Regions from separate parts of the Mus musculus genome. Here region 2 is linked to region 1. The links are chromatin loops, found by intact Hi-C in ENCODE. Cell type or tissue: heart. All regions are shown on one strand. Each heading gives the region's core, and the rest is flanking DNA. Links, peaks and the distances in the headings are about the cores only. Region 1 holds the start of Zfp658 (zinc finger protein 658). Region 2 has its middle 22 kb from the start of Zfp715.

Region 1 (9,723 bases), core at 900-8,899:
GCCACTCCACCACTGAGATATGTGTCCTCACTCCTGGTCCATAGTTACAAAGTATTGTAGGATTAGCTGTAGAGAGGTAGTGTCGGGGCAAGCCTGGTGCCCACGACCCTGGTCTGTACTCACAATGCACTGTAGCATTAGCTGTAAAGAGTCGGGAAGCAGACAAGCTCGGTGCCCACCACTAGGGGAAGGGACGAGTGAGGAAGGCTGGTGCCGGCCCTCTAATACCATCCACCTCCATCCAGGGCCTACTCACTCACCTTGACACCAACAAGGATGTGGGAGCTTGGCCTCTCCTGTCCGTGCCTCCTTTCTTTTCTTTATCCTGAAGATGGCCCCAGGGCTAGGAACAGGGTAGCCTGTAGTTGGAAGAATATCTGCTTAGTGTGTAGCTTTAGAGGTCATCCAATAAGCTTTGTACTGGCTGATTGGAAAATTAATATCTTGTACTGGGCACAGAGTAATTAACTCGGAGTGTCAAAAAGTAATTGGGACAAAGCATGGGGGAAAACCATGTCCCACTTTTGATATCCCGCCATGTTCTAGCAAAAGAAGGAGGAAATATTTTCAACGAAGCCCATCCTGTATCCCCGGGCCAGCCATGCTCACCCACTGCCAAGAGGTGGCTGTAGATCTCCAGCATCACGTCCTGGTACAGGTGTCTCTGGACGGAGTCCAGGCGTCGCCACTCCTCCTGGCTGAAGTCCACAGTCACATCCTCAAAGGACACCAATCTCTGTAACAGAAAAGGTAACACTGTAACAGTCTATGATACACAGAGTGCAGTCCATTCTGAGTTACTCTTCACCAGAGAGGTAGACAGGGCACACAGCACAGCAGCTCAGCGGTTCTTTACTATGACAGATCATTCAGCTTTCCAGAAAATATCTATTCCATATTATATGAATCATATATAATATAAATATATATTATATAATGTGTGCTATATAAATATTTCAGAAGTTAAGAAAGTTCATAAAAATATCCATCTCTTGTACACTCAGATTTTCATCCCCAAAGCAGCCAGACATGGGTTGTCACTAATACTTCAAAAAAGAATAAGCAGTTTGACACTTAGAACTAACATTATTCTAGGCTTCAGGGAAGGCAGCTCAGTGGAGTGGTGAATTATCATGATTCATTGAGAACCAGGCGAGGGAGGAGTACTCAAGACTAAAGAGTTTGCACAAAATCGACAGCGATGTTTCATTTTAACTTGGGGAGTTCATTTTCATTTTCACTAATTCAGAAAAATCCCACATCAAATACCTCCAGGATCTTTGGACATAAATAATCCATCCACGAGCCAGAAGACAACTCACTGAAAGATATATTACAAATTAAAAAAAAAAAAAGCTTGAAATTGTCTCTTAAGACAATAACAGGTAGGTGTGGTGCACGCCTTTAATCCCAGTGCTCTGAAGAAAAAGGCAGGTGGATGGCTATCAGTTCACGGCTAATCTGGTCTAGGCTGTGAATTCTAGCCAGAGAAGGCTACACAATGAGACTCTGTCTCAAACAAACAAACAAACAAACAAAACAATAACAAGTATTAGACAGATTAGAAAGTTAAATAAATATTCTGCCAGAAAAAGGAAAAAAATCAAAAAAACTTTAATATAGAGAATTAGGGTGAAGGAGATGGCTCAGCAGGTAAAAATGATTGCTGCCCTGCTTGACCAAGATATACAGAGAGAGAGAGAAAGAGAGAGAGAGAAAGAGAGAGAGAGAGAGCTGGAAGTTGTCCTCTGACTTCCACACAATGCCTGAGTATGCACGTACCATTCCCCTACAATGAATGAAAACAAAATCTAAACAATCAATAATTTAAAAAATACAGTGGGGAATCAAGTTTGAATGGCAGGATTTCCAGAAGAGGGAGTGAAAAGGAAATAAATTTCTGATTCACACAGCATACAGAGACTTCAGGGAGAATAAGAAAGTGTTTCCCAACCTACACACTGACTCTAGCCAAAGGACAGGTGCTGCTACAGAAATATTTCCAATGCATCTCTACAGTGTGTGCATACATCTGACAAGTTATTTCATATATAAGTAATGGCATGTATGGTATACTGGAAGAATCTTGTCCAGTCATGGAGCTGTGTGAGAAGTCTGAATGCTTGTGAGCAGACAAGATCTGTGACCTCAGTTTCTTCAAAAACTATGGAGTTGTCCTTGGAATGGGTTTTCATGCTCCTTCCAGGTCAAGTGGATAGGAGTGAATTTACTTCAGGTTACTCATTACAACTGGGTATTGTTATTTGTTTACGTGTCTCTGGAAAAACATGGTTTTGCTGTGTGTGGCTTGTCTGCCCCATAAACCTTGCCCTTGTGATTAGACACACCTTACACATGTGACTCCCCTTAAGCCCTCTGAATATAAATTGTCTGATGCTTGGAATAAAGTTGGTCACTGCATGAGACTTTAGTCGGCCTCTGTTATGGTTTATGTATGTTCTACCCAGGGAGTGGCAGGCACTATTGGAAGGTGTGGCCCTATTAGAGTAGGTGTGTCACTGTGGGTGTGGGCTTTAAGAGCATCATCCTAGCTGCCTAGAAGCCAGTATTCTGCTAGCAGCCTTCAGATGAAGATTTCAGCTCTGCCTGCACCATGCCTGCCTGGGTGCCGCCATGTTCCCGCCTTCAGAATAATAGACTGATTCTCTGAACCTGTAAGCCAGCCCCAACTAAATGTCTTCATAAGAGTTGCCTTGGTCATGGTGTCTGCTCACAGCAGCAAAACCCTAACTAAGACAGCCTTATTTCTTGGCTCCATTCTCCCAGGTCTCACTGCCTCTAGAGCCATAAACAGTATGGATCTTATTTTTTGGCAAGGCATCCTCAGTCACTCATCTCTAAGACTTACCCGCTACGAATCCATGGCAAATGAACTCCTTCAAGAGACTCACAAAATTACAGTGGCTATGAAATGGGACAAGAAGATACAGGACTGAGGATATTGGGGGGGGGGGCACAGGTTTGAGGGCTGCATCTACCTAAGCACCAGGAGGCAGGACAATGAGTGACATGACAGACTAGGAGGTACAGGAGCACTGGCCCCTGTGCTCTGCTCTTAGCTGGAGGAGCCCAGGATCTGCTACTTCCCATGTCTGTCCTCCAGTTTTAGAGAACTGGGCCCTCGGCAGCTGCTGCTTACCTCACGGGACCCTTCCTGCTCCTGTGGGTGCAGTCTCTGGGCCTTCTGGGACAATTTCATGTCAGCAGGTATGTTTCCTCTCTTGCCTCTTTGCTGGCAGATGCAATTTTTCTCAGGAACTGGAAGCTGGTTGAGTGGCTAGAGGTTCCCAGGAGAGCAGCTGAGCAGAGAGGCCAGCTGTGGTGAGGTAGAAAAATCCCCCAGCCTGGCTGATGTGGCCTGCCTTTGACCTAAAGAGACAGCAGAAAGCCCCAGTGAGGGAATGACCTTGTATCCTCAGCCAACATTTGCCCATGAGTTTCTAAGTGCCCAAGACATGCCCAGTGTAGACATGCTAGAACAGATAATACTCAGAAAAGCCCTGTCTGGTATTGACCAGGGTGATGACAAAGAAAACCCAAACACCATAATCTGGGGTCTGGGAAGATGGCGCAGTGGGTAAGAGAGCTTGCTGCACCAACGAGAGGCCCTGAGTTCAAATACCTAGCTATCTGAAAAAGGCAGGCTTGGCTACAAATGCCTGTAAGTCCAGTGCTGTGTGGGACAAAGAGAGGAGGACCTCTGGGCTCACTGGCTATCCGCCTAGCTCCAGGTTCAGCGACAGACCCAACCTCAACAGACCCAACCTCACGGGAATAAGGCTGGGGTGATGGAACACGACACTCAGTAGCTTACTCTGGCCTCAGTGCAGGTGCACTTACAGACTCGCACCTATGCCCACACCCACATGCATAGACTACATACAACACACATGCCAAAACCCCAAACAACTCCCCTTCCCTGAATTACACGCCAAACACGATAGTTAGGAAGGATTCACTGCAGCTGCTGTACCTTTGACTTGTGAGGAGATAAGGAATTAACCTCGCTGATGCCACAGTGAGGGCGCAGGTGTGTACCATGGGCACTGGGGATCTGCAGTGATATGACGCTCAGCCTGCCCTCAGAACCCACACAGAAAGACACATGAGAACGAGCAAGCTGCTCAGGCTGCTCCTTTTTCTGAGCTTTGCTAAGCTGTTCAGACACAGCCCTCCCCAGTCCCCAACTTTTTGAGACATGGCCTCACTGTGTTGCTGTAGCTGGCCTGCGGCTCTCTGCTTCCTGAGTGCTGGGACTAAAGGTGTGCGCCATTGTGCCCAGCTCTCACGAGAGCTCTTTTAAGCATGCCACCAGCATTGATACAACCATTTCTCTCTCAGAAATGACAACTAAGCTTATGGGCTGTTCCAGAACACACCCTAAGAGGAAGAGCAGGACCAGTCCCGTTCCTTCCCTACTCTAAACCACACCCAGTGCCCATGATCTCGGGCGGTCTCTGTGTGCCCAGCACCCAGAACCCTTTCTCCTTCTGAGAGCAGAGATGTGGTGCAGTGTGGTGTGGTGATGGCCACTCCTGGCTCTCTGTGCCTGTCTAGACATTTTCGTTTTCATCTATGCCCACATTGACATCCTGTTTCTCTTCCTTAAATTCAATGGCTCAATCCCTTCCCTGACTTGGAAACCCTGCACATAAACACCAGGCCCTCGACACAAAACATTTCTCCCTTGTCCACAATGTTTTTATGGTACACAGGACATATTCACTGTCATTCTGGACTTTAAGTAACCTCTGATAAGTGGACTGACCACAGGATTAATTTAACCACGGGGTTAAAATGGGCATACCTAGTTCCCCAGAACGTTATTACTTTGGCAGCCAAGATGACAATTTACTAGTTTCCAGAGAATCTTCAATAAACTCAATAGTGATACCCAAGGAACATACAACCTCCAATAAGGACACAGGGTCCTTCTGCTCAAGTGCCAATCACTGACTCTTATTGTGACCATATGGTCTCAGCAGAGGCAGCATTGACCCGCCTCATGTCCCAGCCCTCACATAAAACGGCCCGGGGATTAGGATTTGCCTTTTAAACGTTTGCTTTGCAGCGCTAGCTCTCTACAGGAGACTACATGCTGGGAACGAAAAGGTCCTGTTTTACAAGCCTTGCTACCTGCACAAAGGCTCAACTTGCAGCTCCGATGCCTGTGCCCTCTTTGCATATGCAAATCCCCTGGCTTTTGTTCCACGTGTTCTTAGTATTAGTTCCGCAGGCAGAAGCCACAGGCTGACCGAGAATGGCTGGCTTTCCCAAATTAAGCCCAAACCACAAATAATCTCATTTTCCATTTGTATCTGCCTGTTCTCTTCTCGCAGGCTACTACTAGAAAGCAGCGCGATCGCCCTCAGAGACGCTAGCCCCAGGCTTGCGGTAGCTGGCTGCACTGTCTGTCTCTCTCAGCAACCCTGCTCTCCCAACTCCCATAGGATTCCCACCCCAGCTCAACCAGGGCATCCCTCCAGTAGCTGTGTCAGCTGTCACTCAACACAAATCAGCGCTCAACAGCACAGCATCCTCCCTGCGCCCCTGCCGCTCACCTCTCACAACAATGCAGAGAACTCTGCACAGGACGCGCAGTGTCCCTCCCTGCGACTTCCGCCCCCGGGCCCTCAGTGTTAGAATCCAAACTCTCCTGGAGTGCGGGCAACAATAACAGAACTGATCTGCGCGGAGATTTAAGCGGATATGACCGCTCGAGACCACTTCCGTTTACTGCGAATCAGTGTTCTTCGCCACCCTCCCACACCCCCTTTTTTCCCCTTGTGGAGGCTGGCGAAGCGCATGCGCGCTACTATTTGTGACGCTACAACTTGCCAATACTTCACTTGGATCTTCCTGTAGTTTCTGTTCCTTTAGGAGCTGTCATGGCCACTCCCACAATACAATGATACAGGGACCACCATCACAGTGTGCACATAAGCAGGCAAAGCTTGTGGACTGTGACACAGTGAAAGTCCAAGGCTGTCTCATATTTTCAGGGGATTTTACTTCCTACCTATACGTGTATATCAGTTATTTCCAAGAGACCGGGATGCTGCATATTACTAAAAATACCATTTTTTTTTCTGTATATTCTCAGGGACTTAAAAGATTTTTTTCCTCTAAACTAAGAAGTAAATAAAAAATAAATTAATAAATATAAAGAAAAAAAAAACTAGGTTTGTTGGGAAATGGGAATTGAAGCCATGTGGAATCTTTAAAGATGAAGGTCTGAAATAAATGTGACACTGAGGCTTTTCATGGGGACCAGAGGTGGAGAAAATCTGTTGTCAATGACAAGTGTTTTTATTTTAATTCTTCATTATTTATTGTGTGTTTTGCATATATAAGAAATAGTGTAGAGGAAGGTGGAGAGGGAGATAATGATAAATGGTGAGAGATCAATTGATGACGAAAACGTGCAGTACAGTAGAGGGAATAAATCCATAGGCCAAAGTCGAATATCTGAACAAAATGAACGATTGTGTGCAGTATCTCAGGTTAGCGTTCTCTAGTTCTGTGTAGACAAGAGTATAGCATTGAACATGGTATGATCCCCTGCTTCTGCTTTCCAGGGCTGGGGGGTGGGGGGGATATGCCATCATGCCTAGCTTCACATATGATTTTGATTGTCTTGAGAACAAATTATAGTACTGGTGCTCTTGTGACCAGGGTTTTGTGTCCAAAGATACAGCTCCGGGGGTCCCAAAAAGTAGTCTCAGCCACCCATCACCACATGCCAAATTATATTAAACCACATAAAAGTTAATATGCAAATATCAACTTCTGATCGATTCTCTGCTACATCTTAGCATATGATTGATACCCACACGCACTTATTGCCTCCCGGGCACCACCTTGCTCTTCCACAGGCTCTCTCCTTATGCTTATGACCTCTCTAGGCTGTAAATGTGGTACAGTGCCCATCTGTCTTGCAGCCTGAGTCACAGTCAGTCCACCAGGAAGATGGAGCACTTGCCCTGTGGAGGTGATGAAGCACAAAAGAAGCTGAAACTGTATGCCTCTCCTTCTTTGTGCTCCATGAGACTGACCTAATGGGCAGCTGAGGAAGTTGCCCTGTCCATACCATAAAACCACCCCATGCATCAGGAGGCTGAACCACAGATACCCTGAAAAACATTGTAGGTCAGGCATGGTGGAACACAACCTTAATCCCAGCACTTGGAAGGCAGAGGTAAGCAGATTTTTGTGAGTTCCAGACCAGCCTGGTTTATACAGTGAGTTCCAGGCCAGCTAGGGCTACACAGTGAGATGCTATATTAAAAGAAATAACAGAAATGTATACAAAACAAACTGTCTAGGAGGGTAAATTAGGTACCTGGAAGTAGTTGCTACAGTACTCAGGGCACAACACCTTAAATTGGACCTGAGATGTTTTAAGCATGAGGTGGAGAACAGAATTTTCCAGAAAAGAGTGGAAGTGAGGGTGGATAAATAAGGAAGTTCATAATAAATTCCTGGAGCTGCATGTGAGAGAGGAGGTCCCGTGATGGTGAGATTATAGGTGTCACCCAAATCCCAAAGAAGGAGCTGAGCTGGAAATGACTGTGAAAGAGCATAAGCAATTATTTATTTATAAATAGGGTCTTATGTGCCCCAGGTTAGCCTCAAATTTCCTGTGAAGCCAAAGATCAGCTCAAGTTCTGATCCTCCTGCCTCCACCTCCTGCGTGGTTAGATTACAGGAGTATAATGTATGCAGTGCAGGATATCAAGCCCAGGGTTTCTCCCTGGGCAAGCATTCTGCCAACTGAGCTAAGTCCCAGAGAGGAGCGGAGTGAATGGCCACATAAGCATTTTAAGTACAAGGCTGAGATGATCATAGACATACTTCAAAAGGATTAGCTTTCCTACAGGAATCAAGGTAAGGCTAAGTGAAGATTGGATGGTGGCCAGATCTGCATTGCAGAAGGACTGGAGACAATAAGTGCAGCCTGAATGGAGGTTACAATAGTAACACTTTTCTGCTCACCAATGGTCTCTAAACCAGGAAGGTAACACTGTACTGAGATCTTTGTAGTGTAGTGTACACTTTATAGTGTACTGAGTAATACAACTTGGATGTAGTAATAAATTTCAATATCAGCAGGGCAAGATGACCTGGTGGGGTGCAATAAAGCATGCATGCTATACACACTGAATTGATTATGGAGGAAAAAGGCATCAAACTATAATCTGGCCATGTTTCTAGGCCAGAGCTCTCAAGTGGAAGTTCAAATGGAGCTGCAAATTAATTCAGAGATTCTAGTAGTCACACTGGAATAGAAACAAATGGAATCCATTTAACAGGATTTGATTTTGCCTGAAATGTCCAAATTACTATTTCTAGATGCTCAGCTTTCAATGAGTAGCTATTACATGGAAAAGTTAAAAGATTGAGGACTCTGGGACTAGAGATATGTGTGTGAAAGAATGTCGTGGGGCCCTTTTCTCAGGAAGTATTTTCTCTAGTATTATAAAGGAATTATGAGGGGAGCTGAAAGGGCTTCGCCTCAACAGCTGCTGTGAGGAGACTTTGGTGATACGGGTTCCACAGTTGCCCGGCACTTAAGGGGTAGGATGGTTCTGAAAGGCAGCTATTTCAGCTACCCATGCGTCTGGATCTTTAAGTAAGCCCAGTAAACGCACTGGTTCACTAAGATGGACTTTGGTGCAATCATTTCTTTGGTCTGTACCTGTGAGCCTCCTGCGGCCACACTAACTGGGATCCTGAGAGGGAGGCAGGAGCTGTATGGGAGAGAACGACGAGAGAAATAATGGAGGCCAAGACATGTTTCTGTTCAAGGCCCCCCAAGTTTACTAAGAGTCTGAGACAGCATCCGGCAGTCCACCTACAGGCTGGCAACAGGCACCAAGAATGGATTGGCGGGGGGATAGGCCTACCCCCTTTATAAGCACAGACTCTTAGTAAACTTGGGGTCCTTGAACAGAAGCATGTCTTGGCCTCCATTATTTCTCTCGTCATCGTTCTCTCCCATACAGCTCCTGCCTCCCACCCAGGAACCCAGTTAGTGTGGCCACAGGTGGCTACACTCACATGGCACACATACATACATACATACATACATACATACATACATACATACATACAGGCAAGTAAAAATATAAAAAAAAAATTGAAGAATTGTTTTTGTGTACTTGACAACTACCTCTTTCCACAGTTTGCAATCCTGCTCCCAAGTTCTGTAGGTTCTCGATATTTTCTATTGTGAATCCAAATATTTCTCCCCCTCTCCTATTTGGTTTGTTGGTTTTGATTTCTTTCATGGAGAGTAACCCAGGCTGTCTTTGAATCACAGTCCTATTGTTCCATCTTTCTGGTTAGTAGGATCACAGATAACCACCATGTCTCTGTGACTGAAGTGCATTTATGATAGAAAGTGATTTTTTTTCCTGATATATTGTTGGACAGTGGAATGAGGGAGTCAGGGAGGCTGGGCTGATGCACTCTCAGGTCTGTGGGTGAACTGAGGTTTGTAGGACAGTATTGTAAGTGCTACTTAGAGAAGGCTTAACAGGCAAATTCATCTCCATCTTCATTTCTTCAGGGAAATCAGGGCCCTGGTCGAGCTGGTTCTGGTGGCCATGGTTGAGGCTGCTATCAAATTTCCACTTCTTGGTATCTGCTTCCTCTCCTTCAGGTGAGCCCTGCTCATAGAACAAAACAGGTGAGAGAAAG
Region 2 (9,723 bases), core at 557-8,556, 270 kb after region 1:
CAGGCTGGTCTCGAACTCAGAAATCTGCCTGCCTCTGCCTGCCAAGAGCTGGGATTAAAGGCATATGCCACCACCGCCCAGCCTGAATTTAGGTTTTAAGGTGTGTATTTCACCCTTTCTCCCACTGGGCCATCTTACCAATCCTTTATATATGTTCATGCAGGATATATACCAAGAGTCAACAAATCATGGATATTACATAAATGTGGCCTATGAATTTTTTTTAATGTAAAGTTTGTAGGCTAGAAAGATGACTGAGTTTGTCAAGCCTGAGGACCTGTTGTATCCTCAAGACACAGATAAAAAGCTGAGCAAAGTGGTGTGTGCCTGAAAACTTGATGGTGGGGGAGTCAAGACAGTAGGATCCACAGAACTTGCTATCACCCAGCCTAGTGAGATTGGCTTATTCCAGGTTCAGTGAGAAACTTTATTTCAGAAACTAGGATGGAGAGATGGCTCAGCAGTTAGGTGTGCTCGCTCTTCTTCCAAAGGATCTGAGTTCAGTTCCCAGCACCAATGCAGGTGGCTCACAACTGTCTAAAGCAGGGTATATGATGTTGTGTTCTGCACACATGTAGCATACATTCTGCACAGAAACACACATAAGTAATAATAAAAAGAGATGTTTAAAAAATAAGTTGTAGAATAAGGAAGACACCATAGTTGGCCTGTGGCCTCCACATTACATGTGTACACATGAACCACAAAGGGAAAAAAACCCATAAAAATAAAAAACGATTTTGTTAGGATATAATTTCATTTGTATATGTATTTAACAATTTATATGCTTTATTTTGTGGTGCAGTTTCAGGGAACATTGAGAGAGGTCTGGGGACAGGCCTCATCTAATCCTGAGTTCACAGTGGGGATCCACAGGCCATGGGCTTCCAAGATTGCGAGTCCTTGGTTTCTTCTGTCTCCCCTTATCATCTGGGGTGTTCAGGCATGGATGCTTATTTCTTATATGCACATCTCCATATCCCCACCTCTGCCCCTCCCCCCCGAAAACCCAGCAGATTGCAAGCTTTCTCTTCTAGAAAGCTGCATCTTCCTGGTGGTTCCATGTCTCTGCCTACATACCTTCTTCGGGGTATGGTATGGTAATTCCTTTGTTCTTTCCCTCCAAGCCTCTATCCCTCTTGGTCTCTTGCTCACCCTCTCCCACCCCTGCCCCTTTCCGAGCAGGAATCTAGTCATTTGGGTTTTTTGGTTTTTTTTTGTTGTTGTTGTTGTTTTGGTTTTTTGGTGGTTTTTTTTTTTTTTTTGCCATAGACTGAAGAATCTGGAGGGTAAATGGTAGATTGGCTTTGGAATTGATGGTCTGAGGGGAAACGGGGTTTCTTGGGGCATGTTCATAGCTTTGTGAAAATGTTGGTTAGCTTTACAGCTAAGAGGTGAGTCGCTTATTTAGTGTGAAGCCCTTGAAGTCAAACTGAGGGTTCATGAATATAACTGAATTACCAGGGAAACAGCTTCTATTACAATGATAAGAAAAGCCTAGATTTGAACCCTGTTGTCTGTTGGTAATCTCAGCTCAAGCATTGTGCTTTCTATTTCCCCACAACCTTTTCTATTATGTGCATGATAGAGAATTCTCTCATGATAGAGAATGTCATCTGATTTGATTAAAAAAAAAAAAAACCAACCCACCTGCTAGCCCCCACATTCCCCAAGCTTACCTTGCACACCCTTGGATAGTTCTAAGAATTTAGCATAACATGGTAATGTCATGGGCTCATCCCCTGGATGCATTGGGAAACTGTTCTCAGTAGTTAAATGGGGTACAGGCAAACACCCCTCGAAATAGCCCTAGAGCAGCAGAGAGAATTGGAAGCTCACGGCATTCAGATGACAAGCGGGCCAGGATCTCAGTGTTGATGTAGAAAACCCACATCTTTCACCTTAAAAGGGAATAAGAGAGAGTTTATTCTAGAGCCAAATTTGAGTGATGATGGCCTGGGAACACAGATTTGGGTTACCCCAAATTCCATGTCCAAGTGTGGAAGCAAGCTTCACAAAGTTTTGTAGTTTATAGAACAAAGAAAGTCATCAAGGCAATTAAAAATATATTGTATATCAGAAAGGTGGTCACGGCATGGTGGAGGAAGGTCTCCTATAGGTCTCAGATGCTATCTGATGACATTCTTAGCTTTTGGATTGGTGGAATCTAGTGGTCTGCTAAAATAACAGGTTCCAAAGAAGGTTTTCTCTTATTAGCCACGGATGTATGTTCTGACACAGGGAGCATAGAATGGCTATTCCAGGGGCTAAAGCTAGCCTCAGATGGGACTGGAGGGATGGTTCAGCAGTTAAAGGACACTGGCTGCTTTTCCAGAGGCCCAAGTTCAACTTCCAGCACTCATGTGGTAGCTCACAGGTATCTATAATCCCAGATCCAAGGGATTGGATACCCTCTGGCTGCTACATGCACTTGCTGCCTGGACATACATACAGGCAAAACAGCCATAAAATAAAACAAATATAAAAACAAAAGCTTAGTCAAAGATAATGTGATTAGCCTATGGACCTGCAGCATTGCAACTTCTCCACATCATTACACTTCTAATCAGTCTCTGATCGCTGCTGCTTTCTAGGAATTATTATACCAGCAATTATTACACATTATTTCTAGGAATCATTTCCTGTTGAGCATTGGATTCCCCTCCTCTATCATTTGAGAGACTTCTATTTTGACCTTCTTGATCTATTGCCATAACTTTAAGATAGTATGTTTACCTCTCAGACTCGCTCGCCCATGTCTATCCTCAGACCACGGTAACGATCTTTTGCCTACTTCTTTATCAAGCAGGTCATCAACCCTTCCTTTGAAATTTACCTCACTCATTTACACTTAAAACAGAGAAGGAGTTTTTGGTTTGTTTTTCCCCTCTACCTGTAAGGGCTTTCCCTACGTCTGTTCCTTGATTCACTCCAGGAACCATGGTCTAAAACCCATATTAATAGGTATGGCAAGGTACCTGGAAAGGCAAGGGTTTGATAAGATTCCATTACTAATATTTTCTCTCTGTATGCAAGGGATTGTAGTAAAGAAACTGCCAATGTGTTCACTCGTTATTATCAGGGAGAAAGAAGAGCAGAGAGGAAAGGTGGGGAGTTGCCAGGGCTATGGGAGCAAAGAAGATAGCAAGATTGGTGGAAAGAGTTGCCAGTTATAAGGGGTTATGCTGTGAGAGGAGGGCAGGTTAGTTGGAATAGCCTAGGAACTAGCGTGGAGCTCTTATCTGTTGGAAGTCTGTTAATAGAGAACTAGATGTCCTCGCCGGAGACTAGGGGACTATAGGAATCGGCAAGAAAGTAATGGCTTTTTCTGGCAAACAGAAATCCACTTTACAAGGTTTTTGAGGAATGCTGAGTGTTGACCAGGTTGGAGTCCTGTCTAAGTCATTTTGGGGAATTGGGACCTGACTGTAATGTCTACAGACATGTAAGGGGGAAGATATCACAGTCATGGGGGATGTGGCTACCCTGCATGGTACCCCAGAAACCCACACTGTCGCTTGTCCCCATTGAACAATTTTTACCTGGGGTGGACATCAATGCCCAGTATGGTTCTCAACCAGAGGTGATATTCTGTTCCCTCATTTGCGAGGTGGCTGCTCTAGCCTTTTTCAAGAACCAGGCCCCTACCTAGAAAAGCTCATTCACATGGTAGGATGAGAAACCTCTACTTGAAGATGCAATTCTAAGGCAGTTGAATTAAATTTCACATAATCCTATAGGGTTCAGCCCAGCCTGCTATATCTGGTCTTCTAATTGGCCTTGCACACACAACAGGGACAGTCAGAATGAGAGGATGAGCCTGTGGTGGGGTGACAGGCATGCCTGACCATACCTGGTTTATATGGTGCTGGGATGGATAGGTGGAACAAAGGGCTTCTTCCATGTTAGGCTGGCATTCTACCAACTGAGTTATAGCCTCAGCTCTAGCTTTCACTTTGCTAAGCGTGTGTCCTTGCCAGTAAAGTAGTGATTATTTCTAGGTAAACTTTGTTGGTGTAGAGCAAGCACTGTATAGGTTAAGATGTGTCACCAGCTCAAGACTGTTCTAAGACTAGGGCAGGTTCTCAAATTTTCAGCATCTGGCACAGAAGGATCCCAGATCACTTGGACACATTCTGGTTGGTCTTCTCCAACTACCTCACAGCCCCTAGTATCTTTCACAACTGTTGTCTCCTGCTGTTGTTGTCTGGATTATATTGTGACTGTCTTGCCAACCAGGTTAACAGTTTTCTGAGGAGGGCAGGGTTTTAATACCCATTCATTTTCAGGTTCCATATTTAAAAACAAAAACAATACAAGTGGTTTGTCTGTCTTATGTAAGTGTGCCACATGCAAGCAGTGCCTGCGGAAGCCAGAAGAGGGTGCCAGATCCCTGCCAGATGGTTGTAATATGTCGTGTGGGTGCTGGGTACTGAACCTGGGTCTTCTAAAAAAGCAGCCAGTGCTAAATGTGGAAAGATGAGTGTAGACTAATGGTCTTCCCGGGTGAACTGCTACTCCTTCTCTGAACCATCATGTCTGTTCCTTCTATGGGGAGTATTCTCCAAATCCTCTTTTTTTGGCCTCATTCGATCCCTGGGATCTCTGTTGTCCCAGTTCGGACCAGCAGCCAAGCCTGATATGGCCCTTGTCACCTGAAAGCCCTTTGAGAACAGGGCTGTGATGACTGACCTAGGTCTCCAGCCTCACTCAGCCAGGGCTTATTTGTATGGCATTAACTTCTGAGCACAACAGCTATCAACATCATCAGAGCTTCTGGGGCTTGCAAGAAAACCCCAAGATTGGGTTGGTTAACTAATGATGTTCCCTTATGCAGCCAAGGTGACACATGCTTTTAATCCTAGCACTTGGGAGAAAGAGGCAGGTGGGTCTACACAGTTTCAGTACAGGATATGTGGTGAGATTGTCTCAAAACCAAGCTAGAAATGAAGAAGAGATGGAGGGAAGTCATGGGGCCTCATCTGAGATCCCAGCTAGTCTGTCTCTCCCATACTTCCTGTTTAATTGTATGTGATTCTGCCCTAATTACATGTAGCTTGGTGAGGGAGGTTAACTGGAGGGAAGACCCGCCCCCCATCTCTGCAGCTATGGTAAACTTGTCAACACTGCTGGAGTGAGACTCACTGTGGTGCAGATAGTTTAGATCACCTACACTCCTGTAAGTAACCTTTCCCCATGCTCTGTAAATAAATCCAATAAATTCCTTGGGTTTCTAAAGATTGACTTTGGTAGAATGGTTTGTCACTGGGGCCTTTTAAGGCCATGGTTGGGGGATAGGAGGTGGTAAGATGTTTGTTTATGCCTTTCTAGGGATGATGTCTCAGTTTGCTTATCTGTTGCACTGATAGGCACAATGATCAAGGCTAATTTGGTGGTTGTGGAGTGGTTGGGTTATGTGGGCATCATCCAAACGCTGAGATAGGAACTTGGAGGCAGAGACCACTGGTAAAAGGATGCTTACTGGTTTGCTTCTCCTAGTTGGCTCAGCTACCTTTCTCTTACAGCCTGAGACAGCGGGCCCTTCTACATTAGTTAGCAAGCAAAGCGCCCCACAGAAGACCAGTCTGATGGAAGCAATTCCTCAATTGAGATGCCATCTTCCTGGGCCACTCTAGCTATGTCAAGCTGACAAAAACTAACAAGCTTAGAGGTTAACACTGAGACAATTTGATGGGATCTGGAATTCTGGAATTCAATAAGGGACTTGTTTCTGGATGATCTGGTGAGTACACTTCCAGGGATGGATGGTCTGGGATAGAGGAGAAAACCCTCCCCTAGAATGGGCAGCATCTTCTGTCTGGTGGCCGGATACAAAGAGGTCTTGCTGCTTAGTATGTCAGTCTTACAGAATGGACTGAAGACCAGCAGCTCTCCAGGAATCTTCCAGGCCTCCCTAGTACGACCTGGGGACTGCTAAGGGGTCCCATTTTGTGGACTAAGAAGCTATGAGTCCTCAGCCTCTCTAGTGTGCAGATGGCTGTTTTTTGGACGACCCAGCCCCTGTTCAATTCATTTTAGTAAATGTCTTTATAATATGTACACATTCTGCCAGTTCTGTTCCTTTGAGAACCCTAATAGAAAAGACAGTAGAGGCTTAATGTAGAGGCTTAATAGACATTTATTTATTTATTTATTTATTTATTTATTTATTTATTTATTTATTTATTTATTTATTTTGCTAGAGTGAACAATGGGAGGTAACATTTGACCAGGAGCCTGGAGGATGAAGAGGACAGGGGAGATGATTCTGGCTGAGGGGACATCAGATGTCAAAGGCCCTGCTGTGGGAAGGGGGAGGGGGTTAGAACAGTGATCAAAGTGAACTATTGAAGCTGGATCTTGCTCAGAGAGTGTTTAAAGGTCTGTGGTACAGCAACAGTTTCGAGCCAGGAGAAATTTTTGTCTCCCAGCTTGCATTGGGCAATGTCTAACAACATTGTTTTTAAAGTCATTGGTGGCGTGGCGTGGTAGTGTGGTGTGGTAGTGTGGTGTGGTAGTGTGGCGTGGTAGTGTGGTGTGGTAGTGTGGTGTGGTAGTGGTTCAGAAACGTAGAGAGCTTTTTATAGAGCAATTCCTTCTGAGATGAAGCATCCCATCTTGGAGGCCAGCTCATTAAGAGCAGGATGCGCTAAAGAGAGTGGGAATAGTTTATCCCCTAGGGAAGTTTTTTAGAATTCAGGAAGTTGGCACTAGAGAGATGGCTCAGCTCATAAAAGAAGGTACTGCTTTTGGCAAGGACCCCATTTCAGGCCGCAGCACCCATGTGTCAGCCGGCTCCAGCTGACCGGTGTAACCCAAGCTCCGTGGAATCCAAAGATTCTGGCCTCCACAGCACCCTTGTGAACATATCTCCTCCTTCCATAGTTGTAAAATATATCTTAGAAAGAAAAATAACTGCAGGAAATAAACTCAGTAGCTTCAAGAAGTCGCAGAAACTGACCAAGTGCACCAGGCCTCTCCCTTCCCAAGTGTACAAGAAAGACACTGAGACAAGCCTAGCTGCCTGGCAGAGGCTGAGGCCTCAGAGCTGCCTGTGAGTTATGCAGAGAGCTACAATGTCTAGGTTTTGTGAGCTCTCTGGCACTGTGCTGATGTGGGCTTTGGTGATGCGGCTCCCTTGGAGTCTTAGGAGTAATATCCTCCCACCTATTTTCCTGTAAGCAGCCCCAGGGAACTTGTTGGCTCAGCAAGTTGGACTTTGGTAGGTAGTTTCCTCTCTTGGGTTATTAGATATTCATTCCTATCTATCCAGGGGAAGTGTCACCAAAATACTGCTTTTGCTTGTAACCCAAATTCAGTTACTGGAACCCATGCCAGGTGGCTTGTAACTCTCATAACTCCTATTTCCAAGGCATCTGACATCCTCTTCTGTCTTCCACGTGCACTTACATACATGCAGTACACACACACACACACACACACACACACACACACAGTAAATTGTGAATCTTTTTTTTTTTTTTTTCGAGACAGGGTTTCTCTGTATAGCCCTGCAGCCCTGCTGTCCTGGAACTCACTTTGTAGACCAGGTTGGCCTCGAACTCAGAAATCCGCCTGCCTCTGCCATGCTCCCACCTTGATGATAATGGGCTGAACCTCTGAACCTGTAAGCCAGCCCCAATTAAGTGTTGCTTTTTATAAGACTTGCCTTGGTCATGGTGTCTGTTCACAGCAGTAAAACCCTAACTAAGACAGAAGTTGGTACCGGCTAATTTACAATTTTTTAAGATTCACAATTTACAGCCGGGCGTGGTGGCGCACACCTTGAGTCCCAGCACTGGGGAGGCAGAGGCAGAGGCAGAGGCAGAGGCAGAGGCAGAGGCAGAGGCAGAGGCAGAGGCAGAGGCAGGCGGATTTCTGAGTTCGAGGCCAGCCTGGTGTACAAAGTGAGTTCCAGGACAGCCAGGGCTAGATACAGAGAAACCCTTTCTCAAAAAAACCAAAAAAAAAAAAAAAAAAAAAAAAAGTAAATTATTATTAGTTTTTGGGACAGGGTTTCTATCTGTAGCCTTGACTATCCTGGAACTCACTATATAAACCAAACTGATCCAAAACTCACAGAGATCCACCTGCCTCTGCTGCCCAGATACTGTGATTAAAGGTGTACATGGCCAGGCCCAGTTTATACTATGTTTTTTTTATTTTTCCAAGACAGGGTTTCTCTGTGTAGCCCTTGCTGTTTTGGAACTCAATCTGTAGGCCAGGCTGACCTCAAACTCAGACTCATCTGCTTCTGCCTTCTGGGTGCTGAGATTAAATGTGTGCACCACCACCACCTGGCTACTTTTTATTATAAATTGTATTATCTCTTAAGTGTGTGTGTGTCTGTGTACAGTTACTGAGGAGGCCAGAAGAGGGAATTGGATACCTTCAAACTGGAGTTACAGATGGTTGTCAGCCACCATTAAAGTTCTCTGTAAAAACAACAAGTGCCCTTAACAGCTAAGCCATTTCTCTAGCATATATATATATATATATATATAAGTTTTGAGGCATATGTATGGAGATCAGAGGATAGAGTTGGTTCTTTTACCATCTGAGTTTCGCGATCAAATTCTATCTGTCAGGGTGGAGAGCAAGCATCTTTACCTAATGAGCCATATCACTAGCCCAAGCCAGTGTTGGTTGACTTTGGGACAGAGGCTGCTATTGATAATTGTGGGGAGAAGCTAGACATACACTTTTCACAAGATGGCTTCTATCACCCCAGCCCGTAATATCGGGTGCACGCAGTGAATCACTGCTGTAGGGGCTGGAGAGACAGCTCAGAGGCTATGAGGACATACCAGTCTTGCTGAGGATCTAGATTTGGTCCCCAGCTCCTACACCAAGTGGCTCACAGTCACCTGCAATTCTAGTTCAGGAGGATCAGATGCTCTTTTCTGACACACTCGTGCACACCTACAGGCGCGTGCACAAATCTCCAGAGTTTCAGGTCCTTAGGGTTGCTTTTTTTTTCAGGACTGGAGAGCTGGCTCAGCAGTTGAGAGAGCTTGCTGCTTGTCTGTTGTGAAGCAGTTTCCTCTGAAATAGAACTTTCCGTCTTGGAGGGGTTAGGAAACAGGATGTACTAAAGGGAGGTGAAACATTCCACCCTGCAAGGAAGCTCATGAAGACTCAGGAAGTGAGGATCTAGAGAATCTCCTTGGCTGCTAAAAGAAGTTACCTGGTGAGGACCCAAGTCCAGTCTTCCAACTGGCTTTAACTCCAGCTCGAGGGGATCCAATGATCCTGGCTTCCCTAGCACTGCCACCCATGAGCAAGTACCCACACAGTAAGTAAACATCACCAAGTCTCCAGGAAGTCCTGGAAACTCACCAGACGCACCATGTCTCTTCCTCCCCCTTCCTTAAGGATGGCTGAGGGATGCTCAGATCAGCCAAACTGCCTGGAAAAAGACTCACTGTGGCTTGTCAAGCTGCCTGCAGATTGTGAGCTCCAGGTTGCCAGGCTTGGTGACCTGTGACCCATACTAAGGTGGCCTTCTGGTGTTTGTAGAGAGGTCATCATATGCTTGTCCATGACTTTGGGGGCATGCTATGATGTGAGAGATCATGTTCCCAGTGAGACTGGACTTCCTGTTCCTTCCCAGCAGGCATGACCCAACCCCAGCTCTTCATTAGAACAAGGGAGCAAGAGGTAGGAGGCAGTGTCCAGATCTCTGTGTGATCGAATCCAGGCTTATGAAGGCCCCCTTTTCAA

What was found. Hi-C counts contacts between places; a loop is a spot of excess contacts. Peaks named below come from ENCODE experiments on the same cell type or tissue, not always from the same donor. Only the 100,000 strongest peaks of a DNase experiment are listed, where the experiment ranks them.
Region 2: it touches region 1 in a loop (2.0-fold over the local background); 2 of 42 quality-filtered maps call a loop at or near these places.

Annotation. Positions count from the first base shown.
Region 1 is chr7:43,558,281-43,568,003 of GRCm38, reverse strand. Zfp658 (zinc finger protein 658) reads right to left here and starts at 5,634. Exons shown (of 5, transcript NM_001008549.2): 1 at 5,583-5,634; 2 at 3,161-3,390; 3 at 610-736; 4 at 261-359. The coding sequence starts at 3,220. In heart, for the core only: a CTCF peak has its summit at 5,801; DNase peaks (open chromatin) are centred at 4,483, 5,133 and 5,813; H3K4me3 peaks cover 1,599 bases; H3K27ac peaks cover 1,010 bases.
Region 2 is chr7:43,286,373-43,296,095 of GRCm38, reverse strand. No RefSeq gene overlaps it. Among named protein-coding and RNA genes, the nearest start is that of Zfp715, 22 kb to the left of the region's middle. In heart, for the core only: a CTCF peak has its summit at 4,358 (motif pointing right); no DNase peak of the experiment used is centred there.